3 separate regions of the Homo sapiens genome follow, and all the other regions are linked to region 2. A link is a contact called in ENCODE Hi-C or POLR2A ChIA-PET data. All regions are on one chromosome and are shown on one strand. Each heading gives the region's core, a stretch centred on a gene start or an enhancer-like site at or near the end of the contact. The rest is flanking DNA. Distances are from core to core; before and after follow the strand shown. Region 1 overlaps TRPM3 (transient receptor potential cation channel subfamily M member 3). Region 2 overlaps KLF9-DT (KLF9 divergent transcript). Region 3 overlaps KLF9-DT (KLF9 divergent transcript).

Region 1 (4,794 bases), core at 1,624-4,123, 38 kb after region 2:
CTATAAAAGCCTGGTGAGCTACAAATTCCCTTTCCTTGGTGCCTCTGAAGAAGGAGCCAACGTGGGATTGAGAGGAATCTCTCAATTATGAACAAATCTAGAAACAGTTCATTAGACATTGATTATTCTTGTCCCTATCAACATGAATAACTTGGCCTGAGCCGTTCAGATGAAGTACGAGTACACAGAACAGTTTAAAAGTTCAGAGGGTGGAGAGAGAAATTAGGTTCAAGTAAGAGGTATCAGGGGCAGGCACCTCCACCCCAAAGATTAAGACACTTGCCCTGTTGATTTCATCCTATAATATGCAGGGAAAAGAAGTATTTATTTATTTAATATGCACACCATCTTGTCCCTAAAAAGTCAGAGAAATTTAAAATGGAACACCAATGTTTGATATAATCAGAGTCATCCTTAAAAATATGGCAAAAAAGGATATTTCTTGAAGAATGCCCCTTCCTCTCCTGTCTGAAGAAATGTTTCAAAAGCTCAGTCCAAATCACAAGCAATGGAATAAAGAGCTTAGTTGAGTATCTGACTACATTTATCCTATTTTTTTTATAGAAAGGATTTTCATCTAAAAATCCATCTTGAAAAGATAACGAGACAAAGAGGATTTCTCCACCTCCTTTTGAAAATCTATACAGTTCGCCATGGAGGATTTAGAATGCCATTAGCACAGCTGCTGTGGCTTTACTGGGAGGACAAATTTGATTTAGATAACGCTGCCCTTTGGCCTTTTCCTGACACAACGTTTTCCTTGGCAAGACAACTGGAGATGCCTCCCTTTGCATGGCTACATCTTTCTAGAAGTTTCCTTATCTGAGGCTCTTTGATTGTGGTGGGTCCAGGTGGAGGTTTTCTCTGTGGAAACATGAGGCTCTTTCTATTGCTTTCAGTAGGTGACTGCCAATATCCTCTTATAATGGACAAGAAGAGCAAAGGTCGCTGAAAACCAGGCAAGCCCAACTTTCTAGAGTCAAAAGCACCATCTACTAGCATCCCCTTTTACTTCTTTTGTGGCTTAAGTTTTTTCTCTTCACCTAACCCAAACACTAGGTAAGATGCTAACTGATAATGATATGGCGCAAAGGCAGCCACTGGAAATTGGTGGGAGGCCTTGGTTTCTCCATCCATGAACAAAGGGAGTTGGGTTATTGATATTCTCTACAGTGCAACAGACACACAGCTTGGGAAGTCCAAGATGGCTTTAGGACACACAAGCAGGGCATTAAATGGCACTGAACTAGATAGTAAGGGATGACACTGTCAAGCTTCTTTCCATCTTCCTGACGCCATCAGAGAGAAAGTGTTAGTTTAAGCATACTATTCTTTTAACACTTCCTTAATGTTTGCTAAATTCCCTTTTTTAGGAAAGACTGAGCTCAAGCATCTGGTAGAATTTCACAACAATGTAGCGTTTTTCATTCTGTTTATTTTGTGGTTATCCTCTATTTATGTCAAATGATACTGATTTTCAACTTGTGACCCTAAATCTTTAAAAATAAATTAAGTTTCTAAAAAATGAGCCAATTTAACAAAAAATATTTAAGAGTAGAACAAAGGTTATAAACTAGTGAATGGGGGTATGTGGTTGACTGAAGTTTGGGAAATGCTGGATTAGATTATCTCTAAACTCCATCTATTCCTGATATTTTGTCACTCCACGATTCCAGGAAAAGGAGCAAAAGACTTGAATTTGCCCCAAACTGAATCATCTATCCCAGGAGCCAACTGTAGGCCACTTGTAGAACCTTAATCTTTTTATTCCTGGTAGAAAAGCAAACTAGCTCCCACTGCATTAAATGGAATTCAGCCCCTACCTGGGGAAAAAAAGGGACCAATGATATAGCCTCCAACTCTTCAGGGCCATCTTGGCTTCTGGTCTATCTGCTATGTGCACACAGTTTCAGCTTTGAGCTATTCAGAACCCACTATTAAGCTCAATGTCTCATTTTTTAATCCAGTAAATTAGCAGGATGTCGCAAATCTAGGTATGTTGTGTGTGTGTTGGGCAGGGGGGAGGTATGGGGGGAAGAGCGTCCTGGGGGAGAAGTGGGGAGAATTCAATTCCCTGTTACTTGGTTCCATGTTCTTCCTATCCTATATATCTAGCTTTACCTGGAAACAAAAATTATTTATTTGAAGAGGGCTTCAAAATTCTAACCTTAGTATTTCATTATTTTGCATCAGGAATTAATATCAGAAATATTTTATGCAAATCTTGCCTTGGAAGAATATATATCTAAACTAGCCTATTGTACACGCCAGTGGGTTTGCTGTCATGATTAGGAGATCGATTGCATTAACAGCCCCAATTTCTCTCCCCTCCCTGGATCCACACTGCTTTGTCATGTGATGTTAGAGTTTCTATCACTAAACAGGTGGGATCTCTTTCTTCACCTCTTGATTCTGAGTTTGGCCATGTGGTTTGCTTTGGTGAATGGAATGTTAGCAAATGTGACCCACACAGAACCTTGGAAAAGCCCTTAATGTTTCTGTTTCCACTTTTTGGCTTCCGCCATTACCATAAGAGACATGCATGAGCTAGCCTGTTGGAGAATGAAACACAGGGAACCTTTGCTTCTAGGTGCTTGTTTTCTGAGCTGAGGCTGTTCTGGAGGAGGTGATAGCCCGCTGACCTCCTGGCAGGTGATTGAGCCCAGCCCAGACCAGAAGAACCATGCAGCCAACTCTCAGTCTTCTGAGCTCAATACGTGCTTATGGCGTTAAGTTCTGAATTCTAGGGTGGTTTTTCCTGTATCATTTTTGTGTTGATAGATACCTGATAAACAAGCTAAATTTCCCTTGCCCTGCTCACAGCTGGAAGAGGTAGCCCTACGTCCTTCAGGCTGACAAAGTCCTTTCCTCATTTCTTCACTTCTCCTTTCACCCAATTCAGGCTACAGATGATTGGAGCAGATTCCACCATTGACCAAGAAGGAGTGAGTTCATTGAATGGCCAGTGACTAATCAGACTCTTTGTGTTTAGAAATAAAACAGAAGTGCAGAGACTTAAGTTAGATGATGGCATGTACTTAAAGAACATATAGAGCCTGACCTCACTGGGTCATGTAAAGCAAGCCATATGAGAGAGGGATGGTGGAGGAAGGGAGAAAGGAAATGGGAGAGAGAGCAAGAGAGAAAGAGAGAAATGATTGATTGATTATTGATTGAGGCAGGAGAGAAGTATAGAGAAAAGCAGATGAGTGTGGTCATGTCTTCTGATTCTGACTTTACAAAACCACTTCTGGTTTTGTTCCCAGTCAGCTCACGCATGTCGTGCTCTGCTTCCTGTCTTTGAATGCCTCTGTGGTTTTCTCTTAGGCACTTACAGTCAGTCTTTATTGAACCTACTCTGTGTAGTTTTGTTTTCTTACAATCAACATTTTTCTCTGGTTGAGAACATAGTCGCTAAGACTTCAGAAGGAATCAGTTTCCTTGCCTAGTAGTTTCATCAGAGAAGGGAGGGGCTGTGAGAAGGGAGAGGGAAGCTCTGGGAAGGGTTAGAAGAATGGAAATAATTGTGTTTAACTCAGTTTTACTCAGGGCTTGCCTCATCATCATCATTACACCTTCCTTTTGATATTTGCATATACGAAATAGGATTAGATAAGTTCTTTCCTTCTTCAAACCAAAACAACAGAAAAATTTCAGAGAAAACATAAAATAAGTTACTCTTTCAGATTTTTGTGTTGCTGTCCACCTACCTATAATTCATCACAACTCCCTGACACGCAACAATACACCTTTCTGAGCAATGAGGGCAGGAGGAGGCACCCCTTCCCCTGTAGGTGAAGGGAGCTGGAGTCCATTCTCATTGCCTTTACTGTGGAAGGTTTTCCCTGTGAGTCCACACTACCTCAGCCTACAGGCCACACACTAAGGAATATGCTTGTTGTTTCTGTTTAAAATGGAATTGTATTACTTTTCAGAAGCCCATGCATATTTAGGGTATTAGAGTATTCAAAGAGGGAAGAGCCAGGGCCCTCTTCAAGAGGGGCCTTCTTAGGAAAAGAACCAGCAACCTCATATCAGGGCTCTCTGTGCCTGGAAGGATCAGTCCAGTGAGCCAGACTGCATGTCTATGTGTAAATGCACATCAGGGGACATGAGGCTACACCACCTCCAAAGAAATAATCTATGGCTCTTGTCGACTCCCATTGCATTGTGCCTGAGGGGTTATATGATATCTACAGAAATGATCAATGTGGCTCCTAATATTCAGGAATGCGTATATAAGCAAATAAGTTCCTGCTGACATTATTTACAAATCCCCTGGTAAGAGACAATGCAAGAAACACATCTGTACTTACAGCTCACGGTTCAGGCTCGAATCTCTCTGATCTGCAGGCACTAATTCCTCTCTGTGCCCTCTGGATCCCAAGCTCTGTTTACTGTTAAAACTTGAGCTTTTCACGCTTCAAGTGATGCTCCTCAAACAACCAAGAATCCAGACAATAGGCAGTCCACATTCCGCTTAGAATCTAAGCAGCTGTTGGCTCTTGTGTTGGGACTATGTGTCCAAATGTATGCTGCATATGAACTGCTAGGAATATGATAAAATAGTTGGGTGACAGCACACCCTTGTATAGTGGGCTAACAACGTTATTCTTTCCCAGAGCAACATTGACACGTCAGTTAAAATACAACAAATAAACATTTTCATCTTGGCAGATTTATCTGTTTTTATTTTTATTTTTTTTTTGAGACAGAGTTTTGCTCTTGTTGCTCAGGCTGGAGTGCAATGGTGTGATCTCAGCTCACTGCAACCTCCAACTCCTGGGTTCAAGT
Region 2 (4,535 bases), core at 1,743-4,242:
GGGGCGAGAGGGGTGTGGAGCTTCTTTGCCCTCCTTGGGCATGTCACCCTCCAGGAACCTCCAGGTGTTCTGCTATCCAGAAGCTCTCCAAACCCTGTCCTTTTGGGTTTTTATGGAAGCTTTATTAAGTAGGCTTGATTGACTAAATCATTGGCCATTGGTGATCAACTTACCTTCAGTCCCTCTCTCTTCCCTAGAGGTGGGGGAGGCTGGAGCTGAAAGTCCCAACCCTCTAATCATACCTTGTTTTTTCCAGTGACTAGCCCCCATTCTGCAAATACTTAGGGGCTGCCAACCATCAGTCAGCTCACTAGAATATGAAAAGGTGTCACTTTGGAGATTCTAAGGATTTTAGAAGTTGTATGCTAGGCAATGGGGTCAAATAACAAATATTTCACAGTATTACAGGCTTCCTCTATCATTTCCACTTTCAGGTCATCTTTAGCTTTTACCTAGTTCAAATTTTCCTTAGCTCATATCTAGAGCATTCCACTTCCAATATGTTGGCATATGCTCCAGTCACAATAAATCTCTCACCTGTCTTCCAGCGCTCTGTTGTGTTTTCATGCCATTGTGATTCTTGTTGGTCATGCTATACTACTTTTCCTGAAATCTCTTCCCTGCTCCCTCTTTTCTGCTTCTTGAAATTCCACTCATTCTTCAAGGCCAACATATTTGAGCTCAAATATCACCTCTTCTGAGAAGCCCCTCCAAGCTTTCTTTCAACCCTTCTTTCCAGTTATTGCAAATTTGAATGTACATTAAAAGTACACTCTGTAATCTAGAGGACTCTGTTTATATAATCTGTTAATGGTGCTTTGAAAAGTTTGATTCGTATGGTAACATATGTGTTTCTACCAGATTGGGAATTTGTTGAGGGCAGGAACTGTCTATTCATTTATTTCTTCATTCATGCTATTTGCAGGCACTAAGCTAGGGACCAGGGCTCTCACTGTCTGGCTGGGAGATAAACAGGTGAACTTACCAGTATTGCGTAGAAGGACAATTGCTGTGATAGAGGACAAATGCAACGCTTGATGTGTTGTTGTATTAGTCTGTTCTTGCATTGCTCTAAATAACTACCTGAGACTGGATAATTTATAAAGAAAAGAAGTTTAATTTGCTCTCGATTCTGCAGGCTATACAGGAAGCATGGCTGGGGAGGCCCCAGGAAACTTACAATCACGGCAGAAGGCTGAGGGGAAGCAGTCACGTCTTACATGGCTGGAGAAGGAGGAAGACAGAGAAGGGGGAGGTGCTATACACTTTTTGTTTTTTTGAGATGAAGTCCCACTCTGTCACCCAGGCTGGAGTGCAGTGGTGTGATCTCAGCTCACTGCAGCCTCCACCTCCCAGCTTCAAGCGATTCTCCTGCCTCAGCCTCCCTAGTAGCTGAGACTACAGGCATGCACCACCACGCCCTGCTAATTTTTGTATTTTTAGTAGAGATGGGGTTTCACCACGTTGGCCAGGCTGGTCTCGAACTCCTGACTTCAAGTGATCCACTCACCTTGGCCTCCCAAACTGCTGGAATTACAGGCATGAGCTACCATGCCTGGCCAGTGCCACATACTTTTAAACAACCAGATCTCATGAGAACTCACTGACTTTCAAGAAAGCAGGAAAGGGAAATTCTGCCACCATGATCCAATCACCTCCCACCAGGCCCTTCCTCCAACATTGGTGATTACAATTTGACATGAGATTTGGTCAGGGACACAAATCCAAACCATATCATTGGTCAGGAAAGGAAAGTTCATTGTGGTAGGCTGGAGAATGCTTCATAGAGGCAGAGTTGTGAAGGCAATGTATCCTTTAGTTGTGACTTGAAGGATATACTGTCTTATTTTATTAAATCTAAGCACATTGTTTTTTACATCCTGAATCCAGGATATAATTTTTGATCAATGTATACATTTAATGTGGCAATATTTCTGTCTTCCCAAATCTGGTATTATTTTGGTGGTGTTTCTTATAGTCGCTGACATCTTAGTATTAAAAAGATATAGTAGACTTAGAGTCTGTGGTTGCACAAAATTAGACACCAACGTGATTTTTTAAAAACGTGAAGGTGGGGAAGGGGTTCATTACTTCCCTATTGCTGCTATAATAAAACACCAGAAACAGTGAATTAAAATAACACATATTTATTCTCTTACAATTCTGAAAGTCGGAAATCCAAAATGAGTTTGAAGGAACTAAAATCAAGATATCTGTGGTTCCAGTTACTTTTGGAGACTCTAGGAGAGGAATGCATTCCTTGTCTTTTCCAGCTTCTGGAGGGCTCCTGTATTCCTTGGCTTGTGGCCACATCCTCCATCTTTACATTGTATTACTTCAATCTCTGCTTCTCTTGTCACATAGTCTACTTTCTGAATCTGATTCCTCCTGCCTCACTTTTACAAGTCTCTTGTGATTACACTGGACCCATCTGGAGAATCCAGGATCATCTACCCATCTCCAGATTCTTAATCACATTGGCACAATCCCTTTTGCCATATAAGGTAACATTCACAGATTTTTGAGGATTAGGACATGGACATCTTTGGGGGCCATTATTCAGCCTACTAAAGAGAAAATTTATTTTAAAGATACTGATATGGCTTTAGACATCAAAGGTGAGATGATAGCCATGTTCCAGGAAGAGCCTAGAAACTTCGTTTTATGTATCTGCCCCGTCTCTGTGTCTTTATTAATTTCTGTATTTTTTGGCAGACTGACTTCTTCTGCAAGTCAGCCAGTATGTAGAAACATGATTGCTGACAATTCCTGAGACTATAAGTTATGGTTTCAATACCCGGAATTGCTCAGCTCTCTCAACTCTATTCCAGATCCTCAAAGAAAAAACTCTGATTGGTGTTCTTGGGTCAATGCCTCCTTCTCTAAGGGTGTAGCCAAAGGTATAGAGCTCTTCCATATTGCACAAAATGACTGCCAGCAAGGAGGCATTTCAAGTCATGCTCATACACTGAAAAATAGTCCTCTATGAAATATGACTAATTGTTCACCAGGAAATTGAGTAAGAGGCTGACATTTCACACAGAAGGTACTAGCACTTAGTCAAGTGTTTTTCAAATTGTGGATATCCAAGAAATATTTCCTGAATTGAGTTGTGAAATTTCTCCAAAGTGTCTTTTAATCTATAAGGTTTTATCACCTGGAGCCTGGAATCCTGCAATTAGTCTCACTGTACCTACCCTCTCCCTTGCCATGCCATAATGTTACAGCCCACATTTTGGACCAGAATTTTTCAGTCGCTTTCTTTTCATCACAGAATAACGTTCAAACCATTGATGTATAAAATGATGGGGCTGGGTGCGGTGGCTCAGGTCTGTAATCCAGCACTTTGGGAGGCCGAGGCGGGCAGATCACTTGAGGTCAGGAGTTCAAGACTAGCCTGGCCAACATGGTGAAATCTCAACTCTACTAAAAATACAAAAATTAGCCAGGCCTTGTGGTGTGTGCCTGTAGTCTCAGCTACTAGGGAGGCTGAGGCAGGAGAATTGCTTGAACCTGGGAGGCAGAGGTTGCAGTGAGCCGAGATTATGCCACTGCACTCCAGCCTGGGCAAAAAAGTGAGACCCTGTCTCAAAATAATAAAATAAAACAAAATAAAATAATGAACCCCATTTTTTCCCATCTGGGACATGGGAATATTAATGGCAATCTCATAAATGTGTTGAGATTAAATGAATATAAGGGATTGCCATACTTTCCGGCAAATCTCCAATGTGAATCCTCCGCTCTGGTTAGGTTGGTTTCCAACTGGAGCCCAGGCATTTGTCTCAATTATTCTTTCTTTTCTTTTTTTTTTTGACGTGGAGTTTTGCTCTTGTTGCCCAGGCAGGAGTGTGATGGTGCGATCTTGGCTCACCGTAACCTCCACCTCCTGGGTTCAAGCAATTCTCCTGCATCAGCCTCCCGAGTAGCTGGGATTATAGGCATGCACCACCATGCCTGGCTAATTTTGTACTTTTAGTAGAGACTAAAATACTCTCTACTGGTCAGGCTGGTCTCGAACTCCCGACCTCAGGTGATCCACCTGCCTTGGCCTTCCAAAGTGCTGGGATTACAGGTGTGAGCCACCGCGCCTGGCCTGCCTCAATTATTCTTGCGGCTACACCTTTGTTTTTGCCTGGGACTCCAGGCTTGGAAATGCCAGACTCTACCTCCTGGCTTCTTTAGTCTTGCCCGATTCCTTCAGGTCCTTCTAGGCTACAAATGTTCATTCTTTCCTTTTATTCTAAGAAGATTTTGAGTCTGTTCTACACAGAGTCTCAGAGCAGATTTTTTAGTCCAATTTCCAACCCAAATGTGGGAAACCATCCATACGCTGCCTTTCTGGTGGCTATTTTGCTTCTACTTGAATAGTTTTAGTGTTGATGAGCTAAACTTAGGCTGCTTGTCCCCATTTTTTCAACAGCTCTAATTAAATAACTAAAACATGTAATTATCTTTTTAGTCATGACTGTCTTGCTTTTTTAATAAAATTTTCAGTTCTTCTAGAGGAACAAAGTAGCTGCTCAAAAGGCATT
Region 3 (4,795 bases), core at 1,009-3,508, 58 kb before region 2:
AGATCACTTGGTCTTTCTGGTGACAGCCCCCATCCTGAGGCTCTCCAGGGGCCCTACCCTAAGTCACCTCATTAGCATAAACTCAGGTGTGATCCAAAGGGGCTTATTATGAATAGCAAAATACACTCCTATAACTCAGGAAATTATTCCAAGGGTTTCAGGAGCACCAAATATATTTGATATTATACCAGAATTCCCCTCTGGCTCTGAACAGTAATATGAAATGATTTTAGATTATTTTTGCTTGTGTTCTTCATTCTTTTGGGAAGAAAGGGAAGAGGTTAGGAGGCAGTCCTCCTCAGCCAGTACACCAATCTGACCTGCTCCTCCTTCTGAGATGGGAAAAGTTCCCTTGTCCCCCTCGCAGAGCATGCCATGGGGCTGTGACTCGCTTCTTCAGTGCCCCCCGCTGCTCAAACCTCTAGGGGGAGCAGGCAGATGAGCAGGTTGTGGGGCTCTGACCCCACGGCAGCGTCTGGGGGTGAATGTTTACAGCTCCTGAAGCCCCAGTGGGGCATGTGTTACAGTGTGCTCTTTTAGTTTTGCTATCTGTAGGCGGCTTGTGTTAATCAGCTCAATTAGACACTCTGCCTTATTGCAAGGACAGAGGGCTTTTCGTCTTGGGGTTCTTGCCTTAGTGTATCGGAAAAATTGCATCACATGTGGGCACAGTTAAGTGTTTTGAATTTTATCCTACATACAAAAATACATGGAGAATGAGTGCAGGGTTTTATTGAATGGTGGAAGTAGCTCTCAGCAGATGGATGGGGAGCCAGAAGGGGGACAGAGTGGGAAGGTGGTTTTCCCTGGAGTCTGTTGCTCAGTAGCCAGACTCAACTCCAACCACCCCGGCCAAATTCCTCTGGCTTCCTTGTTCCACCGGTGGATGGCCTGCCAGGGTCTGCTGGAGCCTGCCAGTATGTTCTGCCCGTGTGCTCCTCTTGACGTCCAGCTGCTTGTGTCTCTACCCACTAGGGTTTCGGGGGTTTTTATAGGCACAGAATGGGGGCATGGCGGGCCAGGGTCATCTTGGAAAATGCAACATTTGGGTGTGAAAACAGGAGTGCCTGTCCTCACCTAGGTCCGTGGGCACAGACCCGAGGGTGGCTCCCTCGCCAGGGACCCCACCCTTCTCCTCCCAGCACTTCCCTGCCCCTGCTCCTGTATCACTTCTTCATTCTCTACCTTGTGGAATGTGCCGCTTCAACCATCACTGAAGTAAAAATCTCCGGTTTAGTTGTTACTCCTTTCCTTCATGCAAGAGTGCCATGACCCAAACTACAGAGGGGCAGCTGTAAGGAGAGTGAGTACCAGAAAGTCAGGAGCACGGTTCGTGGGAAGAGGAAGAAGATCGGGGAAAAAGAAGAGCATCGTTTTATTTTTTTCTTTCTTTCTTTTTTTTTTTGAGCCAGAGTCTCGCTCTGTCACCCAGGCTGGAGAGCAGTGGTGTGATCTCTGCTCACTGCAACCACTACCTCCCAGGTTCAAGTGATTCTGGCACCTCAGCCTCCTGAGTAGCTGGGATTACAGGAGTGCACCATGACGCCAGGCTAATTTTTGTATTTCTATTAGAGACAGAGTTTTACCATGTTTGGCTATGCTGGTCTTGAACTCCTGATCTGAAGTGATCTGCCCACCTTAGCCTCCCAAAGTGTTGAGATTACGGGCAAGATGGAGTCTTGCCACATTGCCCAGGCTGGTCTTGAACTCCTGGATGCAAGCCATCCTCCCACCTCAGACTCCCAAAGTGCTGGGATTCCAGGCATGAGCCACTGTGCCCAGTAAAGAACATTATTTCCTGAGCCTTTCAGACAACCTCCGCTGTTACATGCAGCTTGGTTTGTCTTGACTCATGTTGGGGGAGGGCTTGCTTACCACTCATGATGTTGCTTCCATGTAGCAGGGCCTTCTATTACAGTAATATTCTGGACTTTCCGTATCCTTTGACTCACCCCTCCCAGGAGAAGATGGGTGACTTAATAGAATGATGAGTTTTGTAGAGGGAAGTGAGTTGTGTGGCTCAATTCCTCCCTCTCATGGGCCTGGCCAGCCAGCAGAGAGCCCCTATCCTGCTCTGCTCCAGTACCACTTACCTTTGCCTCTGCTGGGGGCCTGCAGGCCTCCAGAGCTGCCTGTGACTGGGTGGGTGAGTCTGTCTGATTCTGGGATTTAGTATTAGAAAGCTCAATCTCGCTGCACACCTACGGCCTATCTCCCCACCCAGCCTTTATGAGTAATACGGGTGGTGTTTCATCTCCATCTGCCTGACTCTTGTGACTGTCTCAATTGGTTCCAAGCTTGGGTGGAAAAGGGACTTCTTCAAATCTCAACAGCTGAAGTCTAGTACTTGAGTAGGAGTCGGGGCTGATCTGGTTGAACAGGCCAGGAAGAAACAGACTGCATTTCCTTGGCTCAGCCGTTACACAGTTTGCACTGGACAAATCCCATTTTCTTCTTGTGCCTGCCTTGAGGACTGCCATGCACTCCCTGACAGTTGCTGTTCCCTTCCCTCCATGGGAGGTTAGCCTTTGCTGCTGCTGTTTGGCTGCAGCAGCTGCAGACCTTTCTGCCAGCATCTTCTGCTTGACTAACACCATAGATGGGGAAGGAGACTTCAGGAACAAAGAGCTAGAAGAGCGGGCAGAGGCTGGGCATGGTGGCTCACACCTATAATCCGAGCACTTAAGAAACACAATTTAAGAATCTTAAGTCAGATCTTTCTATCACAGGGTTGCGGTGAACACAAAACCTTCTCCATACATGTCCCTGCCTAACCACAATTTAAGCACAGTGTTTTGTAAATAATGGAGGCCAAGGCAGGAGGATTGTTTGAGACCTGAAGTTCAAGACCAGCCTGGGCAACATAGTGTGACCCCTGTCTCTACAAAAAGTACAAAAATTAGCTGGGCGTGTTGGTGCACACTTATAGTCCCAGCTACTCAGGAAGCTGAATGAGGCAGGAGGATTGCTTGAGCCCAGGAGGTCGAGGCTGCTGTGAGCTATGATCATGCCACTGCACTCCAGCCTGGGCAATACAGCAAGACTGTCTCAAAAAAAAAAAATTCAATGTCAAAAGAGACAAGGATGAGACTGTTTTCACATTTCTACTGTCCTCACGGTTAGTTCTTTGAATCAAATCCCTCTTCCAACTTGGGATCTAATTTCCTTGGAAAGAGAGTATATGGAAAGCAAGAAGTTAAGGACCAGGGTCCTTTTTCTGACCACATTGCTGGCTGTGTGGCCTGGAGCACCACCCTCCTTCCTCTGCCTGAAATTCACTGCATATTAAGTACAGGTTGGGGGTGTGCTACATCGGTTCCTCTTAGTTTTGTAGAAGTACACTCTCACTAGAGTGCACAATCTATATTGAGTATGCACTGTGTCCTTGGCACTCTATTGGGTGCTATGAGGGACACAGGAGTGAGCCCTTCACAATTGCCTGGCATCTCTGGTAAGGGATGTCAGCTTCAAGCTTCGGAGAAGCTGCTTCCTAAGAATGGGACAGATAAAGTACTATGGAATTTTGATAAACCAGAACTGATCTCTAAAACTTTCTATTTAAGTCATCAAGCATTTACCAGACAAATTTCTTCAGGGGAGGGCCCCATACGACTCTTGTCTGGTTCTCACCTTGCCTATCCCAGGGAAGTTAGTGGATATGTATTGACTGTGTTGGCACCCATTATTTACAAAACACTGTGCTTAAATTGTGGTTAGGCAGGGACATGTATGGAGAAGGTTTTGTGCTCACCACAACCCTGTGATAGAAAGATCTGACTTAAGATTCTTAAATTGTGTTTCTTAAGTATTTACCTTGGTCCTGTTTTCTTTTCTTCTCTTCTCTAATGACTTCTTTTCTTTTTTCTTTTCTTTCTTTCTCTTTCTTTCCTCTTTTCTTTTCTTTCTTTCTTTCTTTCTTTCTTGCTGTCTCTCTCTCTCTCTTTCTTTCCTTTTTCTGTTTTCTCCTCATGTGAGCTTTTTCTCTCCCTCCAAAACCAGTCAGATGGCTACATCTAATGGGCCTGTGGTTCTCTTGCTAGAAACACAGCACTTTGTAAAACTTGTTTTGTATTAGATTCCCTTAAATGTCTACATGTGGCACATGAGCAGGAGGGCAGTGACATCCACAGAAGGCCTCAAGGCTGGAAAGGATGGTCTTCAAGTGTGAAGTGCCAAGTGAACAGCAGGGAGCTCTGCCCCAACTCTTGCTATGCATGGATGGGGACTCCTGAGGGGAAGGCAAAATGGCTCTTGGTCTCTGGTGCATGCATTTGGGTCTGAGCAGCACTTATTCCTACTATTGTTATTAATAATTTTTTTTTTGAGACAGAGTTTTCCTCTTTTTGCCCAGGCTGGAGTGCAATGGTGCGATCTCAGCTCACTGCAACCTCCACCTCCTCAGTTCAAGCCATTCTCCTCCCTTAGACTCCAGAGTAGCTGGGATTACAGGTGCATGCCACCATGTCCGGCTATTTTTTTTTTTTTAAATTTTAGTAGAGATGGGGTTTCACCCTGTTGGCCAGGGTGGTCTTGAACTCCTGACCTCAAGTGATCCACCCACCTCGGCCTCCCAAAGTGCTGGGATTACAGATGTAAGCCACCGTGCCTGGCCTGTTTGTTTTTTGCCTTGTTTTGAGAACAGGGTCTTATTCTGTTATTCTTAGGCTGTGTGCATTGGCACCATCATAGCTCACTGCAGCCTCGAACTCCTGGGCTCAAGTGATCCTCCTGCCCCAGCTGCTGGAACCACAGGCACACACCACACGCCCAGCTTGTTATTGATGTTTCTGATAAT

Evidence for each region. Hi-C counts contacts between places; a loop is a spot of excess contacts on that map. ChIA-PET counts read pairs that join two places held with the same protein, here RNA polymerase II (POLR2A). Pooled maps may share reads with other maps.
Region 1: a pooled map shows a loop between it and region 2 (5-fold over the local background). The contact joins two enhancer-like sites. A Hi-C loop is called at or near these places in 11 of 168 maps with a recorded cell type or tissue (aorta, ascending aorta, cardiac septum and 7 more), 23 of 37 single-sample maps with no recorded cell type and 16 of 50 pooled maps. POLR2A ChIA-PET finds 5 or more read pairs at or near these places in 16 of 52 experiments (AG04450, BJ, CD4-positive, alpha-beta T cell and 10 more).
Region 3: a loop to region 2 is called in a pooled map, with 4 times the contacts of the local background. The contact joins two enhancer-like sites. A Hi-C loop is called at or near these places in 5 of 168 maps with a recorded cell type or tissue (CD8-positive, alpha-beta T cell, GM12878, HCT116 and 2 more) and 7 of 50 pooled maps. POLR2A ChIA-PET finds 5 or more read pairs at or near these places in 1 of 52 experiments (naive thymus-derived CD8-positive, alpha-beta T cell).

What each region holds. Positions count from the first base shown.
Region 1 is chr9:70,560,603-70,565,396 of GRCh38, forward strand. The region is part of intron 22 of TRPM3 (transient receptor potential cation channel subfamily M member 3); the gene reads right to left. Among named protein-coding and RNA genes, the nearest start is that of KLF9, 150 kb to the left of the region's middle. Within about 2 kb of position 2,874, at least 7 of the 41 ENCODE cell types and tissues checked have a DNase peak (open chromatin) inside an H3K27ac peak, as active enhancers do.
Region 2 is chr9:70,522,764-70,527,298 of GRCh38, forward strand. The region is part of intron 3 of KLF9-DT (KLF9 divergent transcript); the gene reads left to right. Among named protein-coding and RNA genes, the nearest start is that of KLF9, 110 kb to the left of the region's middle. Within about 2 kb of position 2,993, at least 2 of the 41 ENCODE cell types and tissues checked have a DNase peak (open chromatin) inside an H3K27ac peak, as active enhancers do.
Region 3 is chr9:70,465,198-70,469,992 of GRCh38, forward strand. All of the region lies in intron 3 of KLF9-DT (KLF9 divergent transcript), which reads left to right. It overlaps LOC105376079 (a long non-coding RNA gene), which reads right to left. Exons shown (of 3, transcript XR_929917.3): 3 at 1,202-1,292. Among named protein-coding and RNA genes, the nearest start is that of KLF9, 53 kb to the left of the region's middle. Within about 2 kb of position 2,259, at least 2 of the 41 ENCODE cell types and tissues checked have a DNase peak (open chromatin) inside an H3K27ac peak, as active enhancers do.